2 separate regions of the Homo sapiens genome follow, and region 2 is linked to region 1. A link is a loop called in an ENCODE intact Hi-C map of the cell type or tissue named here. Cell type or tissue: sigmoid colon. All regions are shown on one strand. Links, peaks and the distances in the headings refer to the core of each region. The heading gives the core; the rest is flanking DNA. Region 1 holds the start of LOC124905024 (a long non-coding RNA gene). Region 2 overlaps NDUFV3 (NADH:ubiquinone oxidoreductase subunit V3).

The links. Hi-C counts contacts between places; a loop is a spot of excess contacts. Peaks named below come from ENCODE experiments on the same cell type or tissue, not always from the same donor. Only the 100,000 strongest peaks of a DNase experiment are listed, where the experiment ranks them.
Region 2: it touches region 1 in a loop (1.8-fold over the local background); 29 of 110 quality-filtered maps call a loop at or near these places.

What each region holds. Positions count from the first base shown.
Region 1 is chr21:42,959,081-42,970,567 of GRCh38, reverse strand. It overlaps LOC124905024 (a long non-coding RNA gene), which reads left to right and starts at 5,049. Exons shown (of 2, transcript XR_007067883.1): 1 at 5,049-5,465; 2 at 5,754-5,930. RefSeq lists enhancers at 2,548-3,048, 10,154-11,003. In sigmoid colon, for the core only: no CTCF peak of the experiment used is centred there; no DNase peak of the experiment used is centred there.
Region 2 is chr21:42,908,131-42,919,617 of GRCh38, reverse strand. NDUFV3 (NADH:ubiquinone oxidoreductase subunit V3) reads right to left here. Exons shown (of 4, transcript NM_021075.4): 4 at 6,319-10,754. The coding sequence ends at 10,597. ERVH48-1 (endogenous retrovirus group 48 member 1, envelope) reads left to right here. Exons shown (of 2, transcript NM_001308491.2): 2 at 327-2,815. The coding sequence starts at 612. The coding sequence ends at 1,094. Among named protein-coding and RNA genes, the nearest start is that of ERVH48-1, 12 kb to the left of the region's middle. RefSeq lists enhancers at 3,840-4,346, 4,347-4,854. In sigmoid colon, for the core only: no CTCF peak of the experiment used is centred there; no DNase peak of the experiment used is centred there.

The DNA.
Region 1 (11,487 bases), core at 1,931-9,930:
AAAGAAAGAAAAAAAAACAGGTACATTTTAATTCAAATAAGCAGCCATTCTATTTTCTTTACAACATGTTTTCTATAATATTTGTTAATTTTTTTTTTTTTGAGATGGAGTCTTGCTATATCACCCAGGCTGAAGTGCACTAGCATGATCTTGGCTCACTGCAGCCTCTGCCTGCTGGGTTCAAGCAATTCTTCTACCTCAGCCTCCCAAGTAGCTCAGATTACAGGTGCCCGCCACCATGCCCAGCTAATTTTTGTATTTTTAGTAGAGGCGGGATTTCACCTTGCTGACCAGGCTGGTCTCAAACTCTTGGCCTGGGCAACATGGTGAAACCCCGATTCTACTAAAAATACAAAAATTGCCAGGATCAGTGGCTCACGCCTGTAATCCCAGCACTTTGGAAGGCCGAAGCGGGTGAATCACGAGGTTAGCAGTTTGAGACCAGCCTGACCAACATGGTGAAACCCCTTCTCTACTAAAAATACAAAAAAATTAGATGGGCATGGTGGCAGGCGCCTGTAATCCCAGCTACTTGGGAGGCTGAGGCAGGAGAGTCACTTGAAATCAGAAGGTGGAGGTTGCAGTGAGCCGAGATTGCGCCACTGCGTTCTATTCTGGGCAACAAGAGCAAAACTCTGTCTCAAAAAAAAAAAAAAAAAATACAAAAATTAGCTGGGTGTGGTGGCAGGCGCCTGTAATCCCAGCTACTTGGGAGGCTGAGGTGTTGTGACCAAGCGAGTTATAGAGAAACGCCACACTTTGAGACAAATTAAAGAGTCCTTTATTAGCCGGCAACCAAGAGGCAGCTAACGCTCAAAATTCTCTCGGCCCCGAGGAAGGGGCTAGTTTTGTTTTTATACCATGGTCTAAATAGGGGAGGGGGATTTTAGCTGAAACAATTTTTACAGAAGCAGAACTGGCAAAAAATTAAAAAATTAATTGGTTACAAATGCAGTTAAAAAAATAAACAGTTCCAGGTGCAGGGGCTTAAACTATCACAAAGAGATAAATGCAGGGGTTTTGGGTGCCATCCACCGTGCTCATCCCCAGGAGCTGCTAGTGCGGCTTGCCTCACTATCTTATCAGTAGGTGCATTCCTGGACGTGCTTAGAGTCAGTTTACACTAGCTACGCCTTAAGGGAGGGAGGTGAAAGGGGGCTGCCAATGAAGAAACTAAAATGGAGTCTGTCTGGCTCTCTCTCTCCTAGGAGAGGGTCACTCAGGTTAAAACAAGGTAGGGTATCACAGAGGCATGAGAATTGCTTGAATCCAGGAGACAGAGATTGCAGTCAGCCGAGATCATGCCACTGCACTCCAGCCTGGGGTATAGAGCGAGACTCTGTCTCAAAAAAAGAAAAAGAAAGACATGACTAGACTGGGTGCAGTGGCTCATTCCTGCAATCCCAGCACTTCAGGAGGCGTGAGGCCAGGAGTTTGAGACTAGTGTGGGCAATATGGTGAGACCCCCCCACTGCCCCCTGCACACACCCATCCTGGTCTCTACAAAAGAAGAAAAAAATTTTTTTTTTTGTGACCGAGTCTTGCTCTGTCGCCCAGGCTGGAGTGCAGTGGCGCCATCTCGGCTCACTGCAAGCTCCGCATCCTGGGTTCACACCATTCTCCTGCCTCAGCCTCCCGAGTAGCTGGGACTACAGGCGCCCGCCACCGCGCCCGGCTAGTTTTTTGTATTTTGTTTAGTAGAGACGGGGTTTCACCGTGTTAGCCAGGATGGTCTCGATCTCCTGACCTCGTGATCCGCCCATCTCGGCCTCCCAAAGTGCTGGGATTACAGGCGTGAGCCACTGCACCCAGCCGCAAAAAAAAATTTGTAACTAGCAGGTGTCATGGTGCACACCAGTAGTCCCAGCTACTTGGAAGGCTTGAGAGCATGCCACTGCACTGAAGCCTGGGCAACAGAGTAAGACCCTGTCGCAAAAAAAAAAAAAAAAAAAAAAAAAGGAGAAATACGTGAGGCGTATGAAGAAGACCAACTCCATCTTGAATAGGAGCTGGGTGAAATGAGGCTGAAACCTACTGGGCTGCATTCCCAGACAGTTAAGGCATTCAAAGTCACAGGATGGTATAAGAGGTCAGGACAAGATACAATACAAGTCATAAAGACCTTGCTAATAAAACAGGTTGCAGTAGGCCGGGCACGATGGCTCACGCCTGTAATCCCAGCACTTTGGGAGGCCGAGGAGGGTGGATCATGAGGTCAGGAGTTCAAGACCAGCCTGGCCAAGATGGTGAAACTCCGTCTCTACTAAAAATACAAAAAATTAGCCGGGCGTGGTGGCACACGCCTGTAATCCCAGCACTCACTTGTGAGGCACAGGGAATAAAGGTAGCAGTAACCCAGATGGGGCACAGCACACACCAGAGCTACGGTACATGGGGGAGTATTTGAAAATGACACTGGAGGAACTTGAGTTGTTCTTAAAGGATGATTAGGATCTGAGAGGCTTCACTGAGAAAAATGAACGAGAAGCCACTGAAAACTAGGGCGCTGATTTCGGCTCGCTGTAGCCTCCGCTTCCTGGGTTCAAGCAATTCTCCTGACTCAGCCTCCTGAGTAGCTGGGATTACAGGTGCCCACCACCACGCCTAGCTAATTTTTGCATTTTTAGTAGAGACAGGGTTTTGCCATGTTAGCCAGGCTGGTCTTGAACTCCTGACTGACCTCAGGTGATCCACTCGCCTCGGCCTCCCAAAGTGCGGGGATTACAGGCCTGAGCCACCACGCCTGGCCCTCATCTGCTTTTGATTTTGCATAGAGTTCATTCTCACACACTGCTCCAATGTCTCATACATCTCATGCCAGGAACTGTTCAATATTTTTTTCTTTTTTGAAACAGAGTTTCCCTCTTGCTGTCCAGGCTGGAGTGCAATGGCGCGATCTTAGCTCACCACAACCTCCGCTTCCTGGGTTCAAGCGATTCTCCTGCCTCAGCCTCCCGAGTAGCTGGGAATACAAGCATGTGCCACCACACTCGGGTAATTTTGTATTTTTAGTTGAGATGGGATTTCTCCACGTTGGTCAGGCTGGTCTCGAACTCCTGACCTCAGGTGATCCACCCACCTCGGCCTCCCAAAGTGCTGGGATTATAGGCATAAGCCACTGCGCCCAGCTGGAACTATTCAAATATTGTATTAGTGTGCACTCTAATTAGTCTCCAAATCACTCAAGTTTATTAACTGATAAAAGCCAATTCTAGGGCTGGGCACAGTGGCTCACTCCTGTAATCCCAGCACTTTGGGAGGCTGAGGTGGGTGGATCACCTGAGGTCAGAAGTTCAAGACCAGCCTGGCCAACATGGTGAAACCCCATCTCTACTAAAAATACAAAAATTGGCCGGGTGCGGTGGCTCATGCCTGTAATTCCAACACTTTGGGAGGCTGAGGCAGACAGATCATGAGGTCAGGAGTGAAACCCCATGTTTGTAAAAATACAAAAATTAGCTGGGCGTGGTGGCACATGCCTGTAATCCCAGCTGCTCAGGAGGCTGAGGCAGGAGAATCATTTGAACCCGGGAGACGGAGGTTGCAGTAAGCCGAGATCACGCCACTGCACTCTAGCCTGGACAACAGAGTGAGACTCTGTCTCAAGAAAAACAAAAACAAAAAAATTAGCCAGACGTGTTGGCACACACCTGTAGTCCCAGCTACTCGGGAGGCTGAGGCAGGAGAATCACTTGAACCTGGGAGGTGGAGGTTGCAGTGAGCTGAGATCATGCCATTGCACTCCAGCCTGGACAACAAAGCAAGACTCCATCTCAAAAAAAAAAAAAAAAAATTAGCCAGGTATGGTAGCACGTGCCTGCATTCCCAGCTACTGGGGAGGCCAAGGCAGGAAAATTACTTGAACCTGGGAGGCGGAGGTTGCAGTGAGCCGAGATCTCACCATTGCACTCCAGCCTGGGTGACAGAGAGACACTCTATCTCAAAACAAAACAAAACAAAACAAAATTTAAAAAATAGCTGGGTGTGGTGGTGCATACCTGTGGTCCCAGCTACTTGGGAGGCTGAGATGGGAGGATTGCTTGAGCCCCGGGGGGCACAGGTTGTAGTGAGCGCAGATCACACCATTGCACTCCTGGTTAGGTGACAGACTAAAAAGCTGAGACCCTGTCTCAAAAAAAAAAAAAAAGCCCAGCGGGGCGCAGTGGCTCACACCTGTAATCCCAGCACTTTGGGAGGCCGAGACAGGCAGATCACAAGGTCAGGAGATCGAAACCATCCTGGCTAACACGGTGAAACCCCGTCTCTACTAAAAATACAAAAAAAAGAGAAAAAATTAGCTGGGCGTGGTGGCGGGCGCCTGTAGTCCCAGCTACTCGGGAGGCTGAGACAGGAGAATGGCGTGAACCTGGGAGGCAGAGCTTGCAGTGAGCCGAGATCGCGCCACTGCACTCCAGCCTGGGCGACAAAGCAAGACTCCGTCTCGGGGGGAAGAAAAGCCAATTCTTCAAAGCTATAATTTTCTTTTTTTTTTTGAAACAGGGTCTCACTCTGTCACCCAGAATGGAGTGCAGTGGCATGATCTCAGCTCACTGCAACCTCTGCCTCCCAAGCTCAAATGATTCTCCTGCCTCAGCCTCCCGAGTACCTGGGATTACAGGCATATGCCACTACCAATGGGCTAATTTTTGCATTTTTTGTAGAGATGGGGTTTCACCATGTTGACCAGGCTGGTCTTGAACTCCTGACCTCAAATAATCCACCTGCCTCAGCTTCCCAAACTGCTGGGATTACAGGCATGAGCCATCGAAACTGGCCTTCTTTTTAATTTTATTTTAATTGAAATTAGATTTTTTTTTCTTTTTTGAGACAGGGTCTCACTTTGTTGCCCAGACTGCAGTGCAGTGGCAGGATCTCTGCTCACTGCAGCCTCATCCTCCCTGCATTCAGGTGACCCTCCCACCTTAGCCTCAAGAGTAGCTGGGACTGCAGATGTGTGCCACCATGCCCAGCTAATTTTTGTATTTTTTTGTAGAGACACGATTTCATCATGTTGCCCAGGTTGGTCTTGAACTCCTGGGTTCAGGGGATCCTCCTACCTTGGCCTCCCAAAATGTAGGGATTACAGGCATGAGCCACTGCGCCCAGCCCAAATATGTAATTTCTCAATGAGGTCAATGAACAGTTGAAACATGATTAACTGGTTGGGCTCCATGGCTCACACTTGTAGTCCTAGCACTTCGGGAGGCCAAGGCAGGAGGACTGCTTGAGGCCAGGAGTTTGGGACCAGCCTGGACAACATAGTAAGACCCGTCTCTACAAAAATAAAAAAATTCCACACACAAAAACTACAGCAACAATAGAGAAATATGATGAGCCCCAGCTCAACAGGGCAAGTCAGCAATGGAAGAGACCAAAGCCTTGGGGAGCCTGGATGGAGACAGCAAGAGAAGGCTCCGGGTCCCTGATGGACAACGGCTGCACCTGAGCCAGGTGTGCTCAGACAGGTGAGGAAGCTCGATGAGCAGGAACTCCAATACGGTGGGGTGTACGGGTGGCACTGGATATGGGGTTACCTGCCCTGGGACAAGATGATACTTCCTGAGCTTTGGGACCTGGGCTGGTTAATTTTATGTGTCAATGTGGCTAGGCTATGGTGCCTGGCTCAGTGGTCACAGAGCACCCTGGATGTGTCTGTGAAGATGTTTTTAGATGGGATTAACATTTTCCTAAGTAGATTTCAGTGAAGCACGTTACCCTCCATAATGTGCGTGGGCCTCATGCATCCATTTAAGGCCTTCAGAGAAAAGACTGAGGTTCCCTAAGAAGGAAGGAATTCTGCCTCCACACTGCCTTTGAATTGGGACTCACGCCGCACCGCCAGCAGCATCTCTTGCTAGAATTTCCAGACTGCCCTGCAAATTTCAGACTTGCCAGTCTCGATTCTTAAAATAAATCTCTCCCTCTCTCACTATCCGTCTATGTACATCTATCTCCATCCTATCGGTTCTGTTTCTCTGGAGAACCCTGACTAATGCAGGATGCATTCCTGTCTCTGGACCCTCACAATGGCATATGCTTTAGTGACATTTACCCACACATGGCACCGTTGCCTGCTTTCCCACTGTGGACACCAAGGCCGCAGTAGGACAATCCTGGAAGGCCCATGGTCCCAGTGACCGCTCACCATTGGCCCTTCCTGGCGGGACTGTGCAGCTAAAATCAGGCACAGAGAAGGGGCCTCCTAGTCCCCGCAGTCCTGCTTCCTACCTGCCCACAGCAGTGCTATGTGGACAGGTTGCTTTCCTGCCTGCACAGGCCCCCCGGGCCTGGACCCTCACTGGAGGGAATGTGCCCCCTCTCAGCTTGGATGAGGAGTGGGGTAGGGGAGAGAAGAGGGAGGGACGGGAGGGATGGTGGGCCCCTCTCCAGGCTACAGAGGAATGCCCAGAGGCAAGGGAGGCGAGCTGGCACGCTGCCTTCTGTGCCCAGGCAGTGCACAGTTAGCACGAAAAGGAGCATCAAGCTGAAAAAACGCCTTTCTCTTCTTGCCCCTCATTCTTGGCTGTTTTCCTAATTGTGCTGAAATGAACGTTTACCATCTCGTGAGATATTTGAGAACACAGTTACTGTTCCTTTTTTTTTTCTTTCTTTCTTTTCTTTTTTTTTTTTTTTTTTTTTTTTGAGACGGAGTCTCCCTCTGTCACCCAGGTTGGAGTGCAGGGGCATGATCTCAGCTCACTGCAACCTCCGCCTCCCAGGTTCAAGCGATTCTCCTGTCTCAGCCTCCTAAGTAGCTGGGATTACAGGCACATGCCACCACACCCAGATAATTTTGGTATTTTTAGTAGAGATAGGGTTTCACCATGTTGCTTAGGCTGGTCTCAAACTCCTGACCTCAGGTGATCCACCAGCCTTGGCCTACCAAAGTGCTGGGACTACACGAGTGATCCACCACGCCTGGCCCTTTCCTTTCTATTTTTAAAAGAGATGGGTTTTGCCATGTTGCCCAGGCTGGTCTCCAACTCCTGAGCTCAGGCAATCTGCCTGCCTCAGCCTCCCAGAGTGCTCGGATTACAGGTATGTGCCACTGTGTCCAGCCAACACAGTTGCTGTTTCTACTACATATTTTCTTTTCTGTCTTTCTTTTTTTTTTTTTTAAGATGGAGTTTTGATCTTGTCACCCAGGGTGGAGTGCAATGTCCTGATCTCTGCTCACTGCAACCTCCATCTCCCAGGTTCCAGCTATTCTCCTGCCTTAGCATCCTGAAGAGCTAGGATTACAGGCATGCACCATCACAGCCAGCTAATTTTTGTATTTTTAGTAGAGATGGGGTTTCACCATGTTGGCCAGGATGGTCTTGAACTCCTGACCTCAGGTGATCCACCCACTGTGGCCTCCCAAAGTGCTGGGATTACAGGCGTGAGCCACCACGCCCGGCCACAACGTATTTTCATTGAGGATAGAAAGAAGCTTGCGGGGCCAATTTTTACACAAAAATTAGCTGGGCATGGCGATGGGCACCAGCTACTCTGGAGGCTGAGGCAGAGAATTGCTTGAAACTGGGAGGCGGATTTTGCAGTGAGCCAAGATCACACCACTGCACTCCAGCCTGGGCGACAGAGCAAGATTCCGTCGAAGAGAAGGGAAGGGAAGGGAAGGGAGGGGAGGGGAGGGGAGGGGAGGGGAGGGGAGGGGAGGGGAGGGGAGGGGAGGGGAGGGGAGGGGAGGGGAAGGGAAGGGAAGGGAGAAAAGAAAAGAAAAGAAAAAAGAAAGAGAAGCTTGTGGGCTTGGTCTGGACAGGGTGCCTCCCTTGGTGGCCGTGTCAGCTGCCTCTCTTGCTTCCTGCATGTGTGACTGGATACATATACTAGGATACTGGATACATATACCCTTCTTACATATACTAGGAATACTGTCCCTACCTCCACATATCCTAGCATCTACAAGTAAGTGCACTTTTGTGTATGTGCAATTATCAGTCAGGATCAGTGGAAAGATTAAGGAACAGAATGCATTCATGGAATTCTAGAGATGGGAGAAATCTCTCCAGCTCCTTTTACATGGGAGAAAACCACTGGGCGTGTTCAAGACAGGCTCCAGGCCCAGGTCTTCATCCCGCCAGAGCTCTTCTCTTTTAACTGTGTAGGGGAAGGAAAATTGCTCATTTTATTCTACCCTTCCAGGTTCTCACTGGGGACCCTGCTACAAAAGACAAATTAACAGGGGAAAGATGGATGTTTATTAGCATGTATCTCTCAGGGATAATGGAGAAACTCAGGGATGAGTAAATTTAAAGAGGTGACATAGAATTTGGGCTTCTATCCCAGCCCTTTTGAAACCACCTTTGCAAAAATTATAAGTGAGGCAATCATTACAGTGAAAGACATCTGGCCTAACTAAGTCCATCTTGCTTCTAACCTCCAAGCTGTCCTTGTTTGTTCCTGGGTGGAGGCCGAACTAACTCTGGGAGGAACTTAGTTTATGGTTTAGCTTTGAAACAAAGACGATAGAGCCCTTTCCCTAAACACATCCCCTTCCTACCTGGGGACTAGATTGCCTTTGCAGGACTAACAAATTAGCCACAAAATTAGAAATTATTGTTTAGGAGTCTTGCAGCTGGAGGCTGCAAAATTGCTCCTAGGGATCACATCACTACTGTCAAACCTCAGATCAGCGCTTGAGATATTTTGCAGACCCTGCACTCGATGGATCAGCTGACACCACTCCTACCGATAAACTGGCTCATGGGGTCTTCTGACCCCCTCCCAGGAACCAAGTCAGCCCAAGAGGACAGCCTCAACTTCCTGTAATTTCATCTCCGACCTGACAAATCAGCACTCCTGACCCAACGGCTCCCTACCCACCAAATTATCCTTAAAAACTCTGGGCCAGGCACAGTGGCTCACGCCTGTAATCCCAGCACTTTGGGAGGCCGAGGCGGGCAGATCACGAGGTCAGGAGATGGAGACCGTTCTGGCTAACACGGTGAAACCCCGTCTCTACTAAAAATACAAAAAATGAGCCGGGCATAGTGGTGGGCGTCTGTAGTCCCAGCCACTTTGGAGGCTGAGGCAGGAGAATGGTGTGAACCCAGGAGGCGGAGTTTGCAGTGAGCCAAGATCATGCCACTGCACTCCAGCCTGGGTGACAAAGCAAGACTCCATCTCAAAAAAAGAAAAAACAAAACAAAAACTCTGATCCCCAGTCGGGCACGGTGGCTCATGCCTGTAATCCCAACACTTTGGGAGGCTGAGGCATGTAGATCACTTGAGGTCAGGAGTTCAAGACTAGCCTGGCCAACATGGTGAAACCCCGTCTCAACTAAAAATACAAAAATTATCAGCCTGCCCAATATGGCGAAACCTCGTCTCTACTAAAATAAAAAAATTAGCTGGGCATGGTGGTTGGTGCCTGTAATCCCAACTACTCGGGAGGCTGAGGCAGGAGGATCACTTGAAGCTGGGAGGTGGAGGTTGCAGTGAGCCGAGATCACGCCATTGCACTACAGCCTGGGGGACAGAGCAACACTCCATCTCAAAAAAAAAAAAAAAAGGCCAGGCGCAGTGGCTCATGCCTGTAATCCCAGCACTTTGGGAGGCCGAGGTGGGTGGATCACCTGAAGTCAGGAACTCAAGACCAGCCTGGCCAACATGGCGAAACCCCGTCTCTACAAAAATACAAAAATTAGCCAGGCATGGTGATGGTGTGCCTGTATCCCAGCTACTTAGGAGGCTGAGGCGGGAGAATTGCTTGAACCCAGGAGGCAGAGGTTGCCGAGATCGAACCATTGCACTCCAGCCTGGGTGACAGAGTGAAACTCTGTCCCAAACAAACAAACAAACAAACAAAAAACACCTCTGATCCCGAAATTCTTGGGTAATTTTGAGTAATCCGAGTAATAATAAAACTCTGGTCTCCCACATAGCTGGCCCTGGTAAATTGCTCTTTCTCTATTTCAGTTCCCCTGTGTTGATAAATCAGCTGTCTAGACAGCAGGCAAGGTGAACTCGTTGGGTGGTTATATTTTGGGAGGCTGAGGCAAGTGGATCGCTTGAGCTGAGGAGTTCCAGACCAGCCTGGGCAACATGGCAAAACTCCATCTCTATAAAACATACAAAAAGAAAGTTAGTGGGGCGTGGTGGTGCACACCTGTAGTCTGAGCTACTAGGGAGGCTGAGGTAGGAGGATTGCTTGAGCCTGGGAGGCCGCAGTGAGCTGTGTTCGCGTCACTGCACTCCAACCTGGGCGACAAAGTGAGACCCTGTCTTAAAAAAAGAATTTTGAGGCTGGTCGTGGTGGCTCATGCCTATAATCCCAGTACTTCAGGAGGCCGAGGTGGGTGGATCACCTGAGGTCAGGAGTTCGAGACCAGCCTGGCCAACATGGTGAAACCCCGTCTCTACTAAAAATACAAAAATTAACCAGGCGTGGTGGCACATGCCTGTAATCCCAGCTTCTCGAGAGGCTGAGGCGGGAGAATTGCTTGAACCTGGGAGGTGGTGGTTGTGATGAGCCAAGATCACACCACTGCACTCCAGCCTGGTAACAGAGACAAGACAATGTCTCAAAAGGAAAAAAAAAAAAAAGAATTTGGGCTTAAATACCATCTTCTGCTAAAACAAAAGAAGAAGATGAGGAGGCAGGGTACGGGAAAGTGACCCTCAGGAGAGGAGTGGAGTCAACAAGGGCAGGGTTTGTTATGCGGATGATGTCTCTTGTGATTTAGAATCCTCCTCCTCCTGATATGAAGAGGAAGATGCCGGGACCAATGGAGATTCCTTTATAAATGTAGATTTCCCTTACAAAAGGGTAATTTATACACTGTATCCAGGACTCCTGTGTCTGCTGGCTGTCAAAATAATCAGCTCAAAATAATTCTATGCCGGGCCAGGCGTGATGGCTCACGCCTGTAATCCCAGCACTTTGGGAGGCCGAGGCAGGTGGATCACCTGAGATCAGGAGTTCGAGACCAGCCTGATCAACATGGAGAGACCCTGTCTCTACTAAAAATACAAAATAGCCGGGCGTGGTGGTGCGTGCCTGTAATCCCAGCTACTTGGGAGGCTGAGACAGGAGAATCGCTTGGACCCAGGAGGCGGAGATTGCGGTGAGCCAAGATCACGCCATTGCACTCTAGCCTGGGCATACAGAGCAAGACTCCATCTCATAAAAAATAAGAATAATAATAATAATAATAATAATTCTATGCCAAGAGGCACATTTGGAGTGGCATATTCTGGTCGGCTACAGAGGGGTGTACCCTTGCACTACTTTCGGTATGACAGGACCACAAAGTCTCGCCTGATAAAGATCTTTACAGGCTTAACAGCTTGATGGAAATAACACCATTAGCTCAGCTTTTGCTGCTGTGACCTTAACAGGTCGGTTGCCTGATGCACAAGTCCAAACACCGATGGAGGGTTCCAGCAGAGAGAGAGAGGTGTCGTCCTAATGCTGCGGAATGCCTAGAGGAGAGGACACCTCAAAGCAGCTTCCCTCAGGAGTCTGGGGCTGGGGATCTTAAG
Region 2 (11,487 bases), core at 1,383-9,382, 50 kb after region 1:
GCTAAGTTGAAAAGGTCAACTCTGTCCTTAAAGCCCAACTCACCAAGCTCACTCTAGAAATCTGCCAGTCGTGTACGAGAAGTCTCCCTTTCGCCCTCATGAGACTCTGGCAACACCAAAGGCAGCCTTTTTTTATAGTCCCTTTGAGATCATGTATGGCCGAACTTTTGTCTTAGAGCCTCCACCCTTAACAGACTCTGAGCCACTCAGGAATTACCTCCCCTCCTTAATCCAGACACGGTCTTTCACTCGTGAAGCAGTGAGTGAGGCCATGCCTCTCCCTGCCGACACCTCCTTATCCTCTCAACATCATAACTGTCTTGCAGGCACAGACGTGTTTATCGGCCAAACTGACCCTCACAAAAAGCTACCACCGAAGTGGACAGGCCCCTACACTGTGATACTCAGCACACCAACTGCAGTGAGAGTCCGAGGACTCCCCAACTGGATCCATCGCACCAGGGTCAAGCTCACCCCCAAGGCAGCTTCTTCCTCCAAAACATTAACAGCTAAGTGTTTGTCTGGGCCAATTTCTCCTACCAAGTTTAAATTAACCAACATTTTTTTCTTAAAACCAAAACACAAGGAAGACTAACCACGTGCTTCCAGGAATGGCCTGTATCTACCCAACCACTTTCTATACCTCTCTTCCAACCAAAAGTCTTAATATGGGAATATCCCTCACCACGATCCTAATACTGTCAGTAGCTGTCCTGCTGTCCACAGCAGCCCCTCCGAGCTGCCGTGAGTGTTATCAGTCTTTGCACTACAGAGGGGAGATGCAACAATACTTTACTTACCATACTCATATAGAAAGATCCTGTTATGGAAACTTAATCGAGGAATGTGTTGAATCAGGAAAGAGTTATTATAAAGTAAAGAATCTAGGAGTATGTGGCAGTCGTAATGGGGCTATTTGCCCCAGAGGGAAGCAGTGGCTTTGCTTCACCAAAATTGGACAATGGGGAGTAAACACTCAGGTGCTTGAGGACATAAAGAGAGAACAGATTATAGCCAAAGCCAAAGCCTCAAAACCAACAACTCCCCCTGAAAATCGCCCGCGGCATTTCCATTCCTTTATACAAAAACTATAAGCAGATGCATCCCTTCCTAAGCCAGGAAAAAATCTGTTTGTAGATCTAGGAGAACCATTGTGCTTACCATGAATGTGTCCAATTGTTGGGTATGCGGGGGAGCTTTATGAGTGAACAGTGGCTGTGGGACGGGATAGACATTCCCCCTTACTTACAGGCATCCCAAAACCCCAGACTCACTTTCACTCCTCAGGAATGCCCGCAGTCCTGGACACTTACCAACCCAGTATGAGGGACGGTGTGCATATCCCGCAAGTGGACTGATAAAACCCATCGCGCCGTAGGTGAAAACCCGTCACCAAACCCTAACAGTCAATGCCTCCATAGCTGAGTGGTGGCCAAGGTTACCCCCTGGAGCCTGGTCTCCTTCTAACTTAAGCTACCTCAATTGTGTCTTGTCAAAAAAGGCCTGGTACTGTACGAACACCACTAACCCTTATGCCGCATACCTCCGCCTAAGTGTACTATGCGACAATCCTAGGAACACCAGCTGACAATGGACTGCCACTGACGGATTCCTGTGGATATGGGGAACCCAGGCTTACTCACAGCTACCTTATCACTGGCAAGGTACTTGCTTCCTAGGCACAATTCAACCTGGATTCTTTTTACTTCCGAAGCAGGCGGGCAACACCCTCAGAGTCCCTGTGTATGATAACCAGAGAAAAATGATCCTTGGAGGTAGGAGGGAGCCAAAGATTGTGAGAGGACGAGTGGCCTCTGCAACGGATCATTGAATACTATGGTCCTGCCACTTGGGCAGAGGATGGTTCATGGGGTTATCGCACTCCCATATATATGCCAAATAGAGCGATTAGACTACAAGCTGTTCTAGAGATAATCACTAACCAAACTGCCTCAGCCCTAGAAATGCTCGCGCAACAACAAAACCAAATGCGCGCGGCAATTTATCAAAACAGGCTGGCCCTAGACTACTTATTAGCAGAAGAGGGTGCGGGCTGTGGTAAGTTTAACATCTCCAATTGCTGTCTTAACATAGGCAATAATGGAGAAGAGGTTCTGGAAATCGCTTCAAACATCAGAAAAGTAGCCCGTGTACCAGTCCAAACCTGGGAGGGATGGGACCCAGCAAACCTTCTAGGAGGGTGGTTCTCTAATTTAGGAGGATTTAAAATGCTGGTGGGGACAGTCATTTTCATCACTGGGGTCCTCCTGTTTCTCCCCTGTGGTATCCCATTAAAACTCTTGTTGAAACTACAGTTAACCTCCTGACAATCCAGATGATGCTCCTGCTACAGCGGCACGATGGATACCAACCCGTCTCTCAAGAATACCCCAAAAATTAAGTTTTTCTTTTTCCAAGGTGCCCACGCCACCCCTATGTCACGCCTGAAGTAGTTATTGAGAAAGTCGTCCCTTTCCCCTTTTCTATAACCAAATAGACAGGAATGGAAGATTCTCCTCGGGGCCTGAAAGCTTGCGGGATGAATAACTCCTCCTCCTCAGGCCCAGTCCCAAGGTACAAACTTGCACCAGCAGCAAGATAGCAGAGGCAGGAAGAGAGCTGGCTGGAAGACACGTACCCCCTGAAGATCAAGAGGGAGGTCGCCCTGGTACTACATAGCAGTCACGTTAGGCTGGGACAATTCCTGTTTACAGAGGACTATAAAACCCCTGCCCCATCCTCACTTGGGGCTGATGCCATTTTAGGCCTCAGCCTGTCTGCATGCAGGCGCTCATTAAAACAGCATGTTGCTCCACACCGCCTCATGTTGTCTGTTGGCGCGCTCTCGGGGTTCCAACCAATGCAAGAGCCTTGCACTGATGACATGTCCCCAGGGTGGTTGGGCCACAGCTTGGTTTTATACATTTTAGGGAGATATGAGACACCAATCAATATATGTAAGAAGCACCTTGGTTCTTCTGGAAAGGTGGGACAACTTGAAGCAAAGGCAGGAACACTCCAAGCGGGGAGGGAGCTTGCTGGGCACAGAAAGGTGAGACACTGGAGGCTGCATTCTTTTGAGTTTCTGATCAGCCTTTCCAAAGGAGGCAATGAGATATGCATCTATCTCAGTGAGCAGAGGAGTGACTTTGAATAGAATGGGAGGCAGGTTTCCCTTAAGCAGTGTCCAGCTTGACTTTTCCTTAGTGATTTTGGGGCCCAAAATATTTTTCTTTCACATGGGCAACATGGGAGGATCACTTAAGCTCAGGAGCCAGAGGCTGCAGTGAGCAGAGGTCACACCACTGAGACGCTGTCTCAAGAAAACAAAACTAGGCTGGGCACGGTGGCTCATGCCTGTAATCCCAGTACTTTGGGAGGCTGAGGCAGATGGATCACAAGGTCAGGAGTTTGAGACCAGCCTGACCAACATAGTGAAACCCTGTCTCTACTAAGAATACAAAACACCCAGGGAGGCGGAGGTTGCAGTGAGCCGAGATCGAGCCACTGCGCTCCAACCTGTGCCACAGAGCGAGACTCTGTCTCAAAAAAAACAAACAAACTAAACCAAACCCACTTTTAGGCCTGGAGTAGTGGATCACGCTTGTAATCCCAGCACTTTGGGAGTCTGAGGCAGGCAGATTGCTTGAGTCCAGGAGTTCGAGAGCAGCCTGGGTAACATGGTGAAACCCCATCTCTACAAAAAATTTTTTAAAAAGCTGGGCATAGTGGTGCACGCCTGAAGTCCTAGCTACTCTGGAGGCTGAGGTGGGAGAATCGCCTGAACCCAGGAGGCGGAGCTTGCAATGAGACGAGATCGAGCCACTGCACTCCATCCTGGGTGACAGACTGAGACCCCTTCTCAAAAAAAGAAAAACAACAAAATATCACTGAGCTCCAGCCGGGACAGAGTGAGACCCCTTCTCAAAAAAACAAAAACAAAACAACAAAATGCCACTTGTAACTGCAGCTAATCACAGCATGGATATTCGGGGCCATTTGAGTCAGTGCTCCTGGCTTGCAGTCCATAAACTTGGCCCAGAGAATCTCCACTTGCACGAGTTTTGCTCCTGCTTCTGTTTTCTGTTTTTGAGACAGAGTCTCGCTCTGTTGCCCAGGCTGGAATGCAGTGATGTGATCTCGGCTCACTGCAAGCTCCACCTCCCAGGTTCATGCCATTCTCCTGCCTCAGCCTCCTGAGTAGCCGGGACTACAGGTATCTGCCACCATGCCCAGCTAATGTTTTCTATTTTTAGTAGAGACAGGGTTTCACCGTGTTAGCCAGGATGGCCTCGATCTCCTGACCTTGTGATCTGCCCGCCTCGGCCTACCGAAGTGCTGGGATTCCAGGCGTGAGCCACTGCGCCCGGCCTCCTAAAGTGCTGGAATGACAGGCGTGAGCCCCCGCGCCTGGCCACCCCTGCTTCTTCCTTTAGGTCAGCACCTGCTAGGTTTAAGACATTGTGGGCGGGGACAACAGAAGGGATATTTTCAACCTTTTTTGGTAAGAAGAGTTGTTTCTTTTTTCTTTTTTTCCTCTGCCCTATCTTATAATGCTAAAAGAGTTGCTTCTTTATTTTTATTTATTTATTTATTTTGAGACAGGGTCTCACTATGTTGCCCAGGCGGGTCTCGAACATCTGAGCTCGTGACCCTCCCATGTCAGCCTCCCAAAGTGCTGCGATTCCAGGCATGAGCCAATGTGCCTGGCCAAGAGTTGCTTTTTATTTTATTTTATTTATTTATTTAGAGATGGAGTCTTACTCTGTTGCCCAGGCTGGAGTACAGTGGCATGATCTTGGCTCACCGCAACCTCCGCCTCCCAGGTTCAAGCAATTCTCCTGCCGCAGTCTCCCAGGTAACTGAGATTATAGGCCAGCGCTATGATGCCTGGCTAATTTTTGGGTTTTTAGTAGAGATGGGGTTTCACCATGTTGGCCAGGCTGGTCTCGAACTTCTAACCGCAGGTGATCTGCCCACTTCGGCCTCCCACAGTGCTGGGATTACTGGTGTAAGCCACCACGTCCGGCCTCCAAGTTTCTATTTTACATTTCTCATCTCCATCCTGCCAAGTGTCTATTCCGCACAGTACTGACTCATTTGCTCTGAAGGATGAGCTGAGGAGTTCTCCTGGGCTACCTCCCAAGTTCCTATTTGTGTCCTCCAGGTTCTTGGTTTATCTTCTGTTTACTTGTTAGGGTTTATAACACTCTCATTCTGTCTTGTAATCTCCATAGTTGTTTAGCCTTAATTCACAGGCAAATAGGTTCTAAGGTCTCCCCCAGTACTACTGTGGCCTTCAATTCTTGATTTTTTTCTTTTTTTTTTTTTTGAGATGACTTTCGCTCTTGTTGCCCAGGCTGGAGTGCAAGGGCGTGGTCTTGGCTCACTGCAACTTCTGCCTCCCAGGTTCAAGCGATTTTACTGCCATAGCCTCCCAAGTAGCTGGGATTACAGGCGCCCGCCATCATGCCCAGCTAATTTTTGTATTTTTAGTAGAGACGAGGTTTCGCCATGTTGGCCAGGCTGGTCTGAAACTCCTGACCTCAGGTGATCCACCTGTCTCGGCTTCCCAAAGTGCTGGGATTACAAACATGAGCCACCGTGCCTGGCCCAATTTTTGAATTTTTAATGTTAGTTCATCTCTTGTTTGGCTGGATTTCACTGTCTAGTTTTCCTCCCACGAAGGGCTTGAGGAGGTGAGAGTCTCTGAATACAGGCAGTTGAAAGATGGCATATATGGGCCAGCACGGTGGCTCCTGCTGTAATCCCTGCACTTTGGGAGGCTGAGGGGGAGAGATAGCTTGAAGCCAGGAATTTGAGACCAGCCTGACCAAAATGGTGAAATCCTGACTCTAGTATAAACACAAAAATTAGCCAGGCGTGGTGCCGTTTCCTAAAGGATTGGCCTCAGCCACTTACTCAGCCTGAGGCTGCTCTGAGACTGCAGTGGAGAGCCAAGGGGCTGTGGCTTCCTCAAACCCAGATGCTGCTTCAGCCCCGGTGCCTCTCACACCCATCCGGAGGCCTTGAGGACTGCCCCGCAGGGCTCCCTCCACCAGTGCCCTGTGCTCCTGGCAAAATCCCTTTCGACATCCAGGTTAGGCATCATGTCCTTCAAAGCCTTCTCTGATGAATCCCCATCTTTGCCTCTCCCCAGACAGCTCCCCTGCCTCTGCCTTCTACGTCTGTTATCCGGCACATCGCCATGCATCTGTCTCTCAGCTGCCCCCTTTCCCAGGCCATACACTCAGAGAAGGCAGGCTGTCTCGATCACGTCTGAACCCGTGGCCGAGGCATAGTGCCTAGCATATAGTAGGCATTTCAAATAATGTTTATTACAGACAGGTCTCTAAGGGTGAAAATTACACTAGAAGGAACACTGTTTTAGCAGTTGTGAATTTTTTATATCCTATTGCTTCAGATCCGTTCTAGAATAAAGGCCAAGGTCAGGGGGAAAGGGAAGGAGGGTCAGGGAGAGAAGGTGGTAGAACCAAGGAAGCTGAGCACTTAAAACACCCACTTATTTAATTTAATTAATTAATTTATTTTTTGAGACGGAGTCTTGCTCTGTCGCCCAGGCTGGAGTGCAGTGGCACAATCTCGGCTCACTGCAAGCTCTGCCTCCCGGGTTCACATCATTCTCCTGTCTCAGCCTCCCGAGTAGCTGGGACTACAGGCGCCCACCACCACGCCCGGCTAATTTTTTTTTTGTTTTTTTTTTTTGAGACGGAGTCTTGCTCTTTCGCCCAGGCTGGAGTGCAGTGAGGCTATCTCGGTTCACTGCAAGCTCCGCCTCCTGGGTTCACGCCATTCTCCTGCCTCAGCCTCCCAAGTAGCTGGGACTACAGGCGCCCGCTACCATGCCCGGCTAATTTTTTGTATTTTTAATAGAGACGGGGTTTCACCGTGTTATCCAGGATGGTCTCGATCTCCTGACCTCGAGATCTGCCCACCTCAGCCTCCCAAAGTGCTGGGATTACAGGCGTGAGCCACCGCACCTGGCCAATTTTTTGTATTTTTAGTAGAGACAGGGTTTCACCGTGTTAGCCAGGACGGTCTCGATCTCCTGACCTCGTGATCTGCCCACCTCAGCCTCCCAAAGTGCTGGGATTACAGGCGTGAGGCACTGCGCCCGGCCTCCAACAGAACGTGGGAAATCACATAGACCCAAACAATGGCCCCTTGGGTGACCACTGTATTGCCACCAGATGGACTATCAAGAAATCATCTGCAGTGATAGCTACAAAATGCAGAGCTGTGCTTGGTGCTGGCTATTCGGTTTTAAGCCCTTCCAATGGGTGGAGGAGAGTAAACCAAAATCCCAGAAAGACTAGCCCAACAGGACTAGTTCTAAGGGAAGAACTTTATTTTTTTGAGACGGAGTTTTGCTGTTGTTGCCCAGGCTGTAGTGCGATGCTGCAATCTCCACTCACTGCAGCCTCTGCCTCCTGGGTTCAAGTGATTTTCCTGCCTCAGCCTCTTGAGTAGCTGGGATTACAGGCATGCACCAACACGCCCGGCTAATTTTGTAATTTTAGTAGAGAGGGGGTTTCACCATGTTAGTCAGGCTGGTCTCAAACTCCCAACCTCAGGTGATCCATCTGCCTCAGCCTTCCAAAGTGCAGGGATTACAGGCATGAGCCACCGCGCCCAGCCAGGAAAGAACTTTATACAAGTCTCATGCTTTATCTTAAAAATATATGCAAATCAAAATATATTCATGTTCATTTTAATATTAAGGGAATTTCCATTTCCAAAGCATCACCGCCCATCACAGTAGTTCCACGGATCCCAGCTTGAGAACTATTAAATGAAAAACCAAAAAATGCAAATAGCAGGATAGAAAAGTTGTAGGTACATTAAAATGGTTACACCTACCACCACCACTGGGGAATCCTGTAAGATGTTAATGGCTGGGAATGGGGGCTCACGCCTGCAATCCCAGAACTTTCTGGGGCCGAGGCAGGCAGATCTCTTGAACCCTGTCTCTACAAAAAATAGAAAAATTAGGCGGACATGGTGGCCAGTGCCTACAGTCCCAGCTACAAAGTGGGCTGAGATGGGAGGATTGCTTGGGCCTGGGAGGACGAGGCTGCAGTGAGCTGAGATCGCACCACTCCTCCGGGCAAGAGTGAGGCTGTCTCAAAAAAAAAAAAAAAAAAAAAAAAAAAAAAAGGGTGGGTTAGCATAGTGGATTTTAGGTAAGTTTACTATTTTCTTTTTGGTAATGTAGTTTTACCACTTTTATTATAAAAAATGTGTTTAGAAGAATCTGGCTGAGTTGCTAAGTCTCCCGTGTGGTAACACAATTTGAGGCAGATGACCACAATACTAGTTTTCAATTTTGATATTTAAAAAAAAAAATTTTTTTTTGAGATGCAGTCTCACGCTGTCACCCAGACTGAATGCAATGGCATGATCTCGGCTTACTGCAAACCCCGCCTCCCGGGTTCAAGCGATTCTCCTGCCTCAGCCTCTTGAATAGCTGGGATTACAGGCACGCACCACCACAGTTGGCTAATTTTTGTATTTTTAGTAGACACAGGGTTTCACCATGTTGGCCAGGCTGGTCTCAAACTCCTGACCTCAAGTGATCCATCCGCCTTGGCTTCCCAAAGTGCTGGGATTACAGGCGTAAGCCACCGTGCCCTGGCCCTCACCTACATTGGTTACTTTCTCTAAGTCAGACTGGGGGTCTGTCTCTGCAGAGTGCTGGGGGAGCGTGCTCCATGTGATGCACAGGAGCCCCCCACATTGCCCCCAAAGGTGTGACTTAAAGTTATCTATCACAAGGGATGGGAGGTTACTTGGCCAACCCAGAAACCCTAAATAGGTAAAATAGCTCATTGAGTGCCTGTGGCCAGCGGGGAGCAACTTCGTCCCTGCACCGCACAAAACTTCACCTCTTCCTACTCCGTCCCTGCACCGCACGAAACTTCACCTCTTCCTACTCCGTCCCTGCACCGCACGAAACTTCACCTCTTCCTACTCCGTCCCTGCACCGCACGAAACTTCACCTCTTCCTACTCCGTCCCTGTACTGCACGAAACTTCACCTCTTCCTACTCCGTCCCTGTACTGCACGAAACTTCACCTCTTCCTACTTCGTCCCTGTACTGCAAGAAACTTCACCTCTTCCGAATCTCACCAATGAAAATGTCCTCAAGTTTATATAAAATATCTAACAGAGGCAAACAAAACAATTCCCTTCCTTTTCTGATGGTAAAATACTGCAATACAATTTGTTTGCAATGCAGTAGTTAAAATTAGTAACATTCCTGTTCCTTTTTTTTGATTGAGTTTCACTCCTGTTGCCCAGGCTGGAGTACAATGGCACGATCTTGCTCACTGCAACCTCCGCCTCCCAGGTTCAAATGATTCTCCTGCCTCAGCTTCCTGAGTAGCTGGGATTACAGGTACCCACTAGCATGCCTGGCTGATTTTTGTATTTTTAGTAGAGATGGGGTTTCACTATGTTGGCCAGGCCGGTCTCAACTCCTGACCTCAGGTGCTCCACCCGCCTCGCCCTCCCAAAGCGCTGGGATTACAGGAATTATCCACTGCACCTGGCCAAAACTCCTGTTTCTAATGATCAAAAACCAGGGCTGTAGGATTAGAAGTCACTATTACTGGCTGGGTGCAGTGGCTCACGCCTATAATGCCAGCATTTTGGGAGGCTGAGGCAGGTAGATCATGAGGTCAGGAGTTTAAGACCAGCCTGGCCAAGATGGTGAAACCCCATCTCTACTAAAAATACAAAAAAAATTAGCCAGGCATGGTGGCGTGAGCCTGTAGTACCAGCTACTCAAGAGGCTAAGTAAGGCAGGAGAATCACTTGAACCCAGGAGGCGGAGGTTGCAGTGAGTTTAGATTGTGCCGCTGGACTCCAGCCTGGGAAACAGAGACTCCATCTCAAAAAAAATAAAAGAAGTCACTATTACATTATTGATACTCAGCTGATAATCAGTTTAATGCGAAATTGACTAGGCTGAGCACAGTAGAATCACACCGCTCTAAAGCACTTAAAATTCTCTAATTATATGGATTTGCCCAGTGATTCATAACCTTAGAGTTTAAGAAAAATTCCTTGCACATAGTAGATATTCCAAAATATATGTTGGATAATCAGTGTTACTGTTGCTAATTCACCACTCACTGTAAAAAGTGTGAAAGTGGCCGGGCGCAGTGGCTCACGCCTGTAATCCCAGCACTTTGGGAGGCGGAGGTGGGCAGACCATCTGAGGTCAGGAGTTCGAGACCAGCCTGGCCAACATGGTGAAACCCTGTCTCTACTAAAAATACAAAAGTTAGCTGGACCTGGTGGTGAGTACCTGTAATCCCACCTACTTGGGAGGCTGAGGTGGGAGAATCACTTGAACCCAGGAGGCGGAAGTTGCAGTGAGCCGAGAATGTGCCACTGCACTCCAGCCTGGGTGACAGAGTGAGACCCTGTCTCAAAAAAAAAAAAAAAAAAAAAAAGGTAAAAGTGAAACCGATTATGCACAGCGGGCCTTGTGACTCTTGAGTGGATTTTATTTTTGCACTCCAGGATGCAGTGAAGACGGTGGAAGGTTCATCTTCACACCGAGGGCCCTCAGTGTCGAGGTGACTCCCGGCCTGAGGAGGGCTGAGGCATCCTGAATTTTGAGAGTTCGAGGTTGAGGTCTAAGAAGGTGTACGTGCTGTAGTCATGATGCTGCAGGTTCTTGTAGGTAGTGTTGTCAAACGGCTCAGCAGGCACTGGGGCTGGCTCTGCGGAGGAAACACGATGCCCATGAGACCAACACAAGGACAGCTCTTTATGAATGACTCGGCTCACACACAGGCGCTTACCTACCAAGCATTCTTCATCATCCCTATCTGTGAACAGCTCTTTATGAATGACTTGGCTCACATACAGGCGCTTACCTACCAAGCATTCTTCATCAACCCTATCTGTGAACAGCTCTTTATGAATGACTCGGCTCACACACAGGTGCTTACCTACCAAGCATTCTTCATCAACCCTATCTGTGAACAGCTCTTTATGAATGACTCGGCTCACACACAGGCGCTTACCTACCAAGCATTCTTCATCAACCTATCTGTGAACAGTTCTTTATGAATGACTCGGCTCACACACAGGTGCTTACCTACCAAGCGTTCTTCATCAACCCTATCTGTGAGGAACAAATTGTCTAATTAAAAAAGAAAAGCCTACAAAAGCCACAGTAAAGAAAAAGAAAGATATTACTTGGAAGTTTATTCTAAAACATACAGCCTTCCAATTTAAGAAATGGAATAGTTATTACAATGCGTTTTTTTTTTTGAGATGGAGTCTCACTCTGTTGTCTAGGCTGGAGTGCAGCGGTGCGATCTCAGCTCACTGCAAACCTCCACCTCCCAGCTTCAAGTGATTCTCCTGCCTCAGTCTCCCAAGTAGCTGGGATTACAGGCGTCTGCCACCACGCCTGGCTAATTTTTGTATTTTTAGTAGAGACGGGGT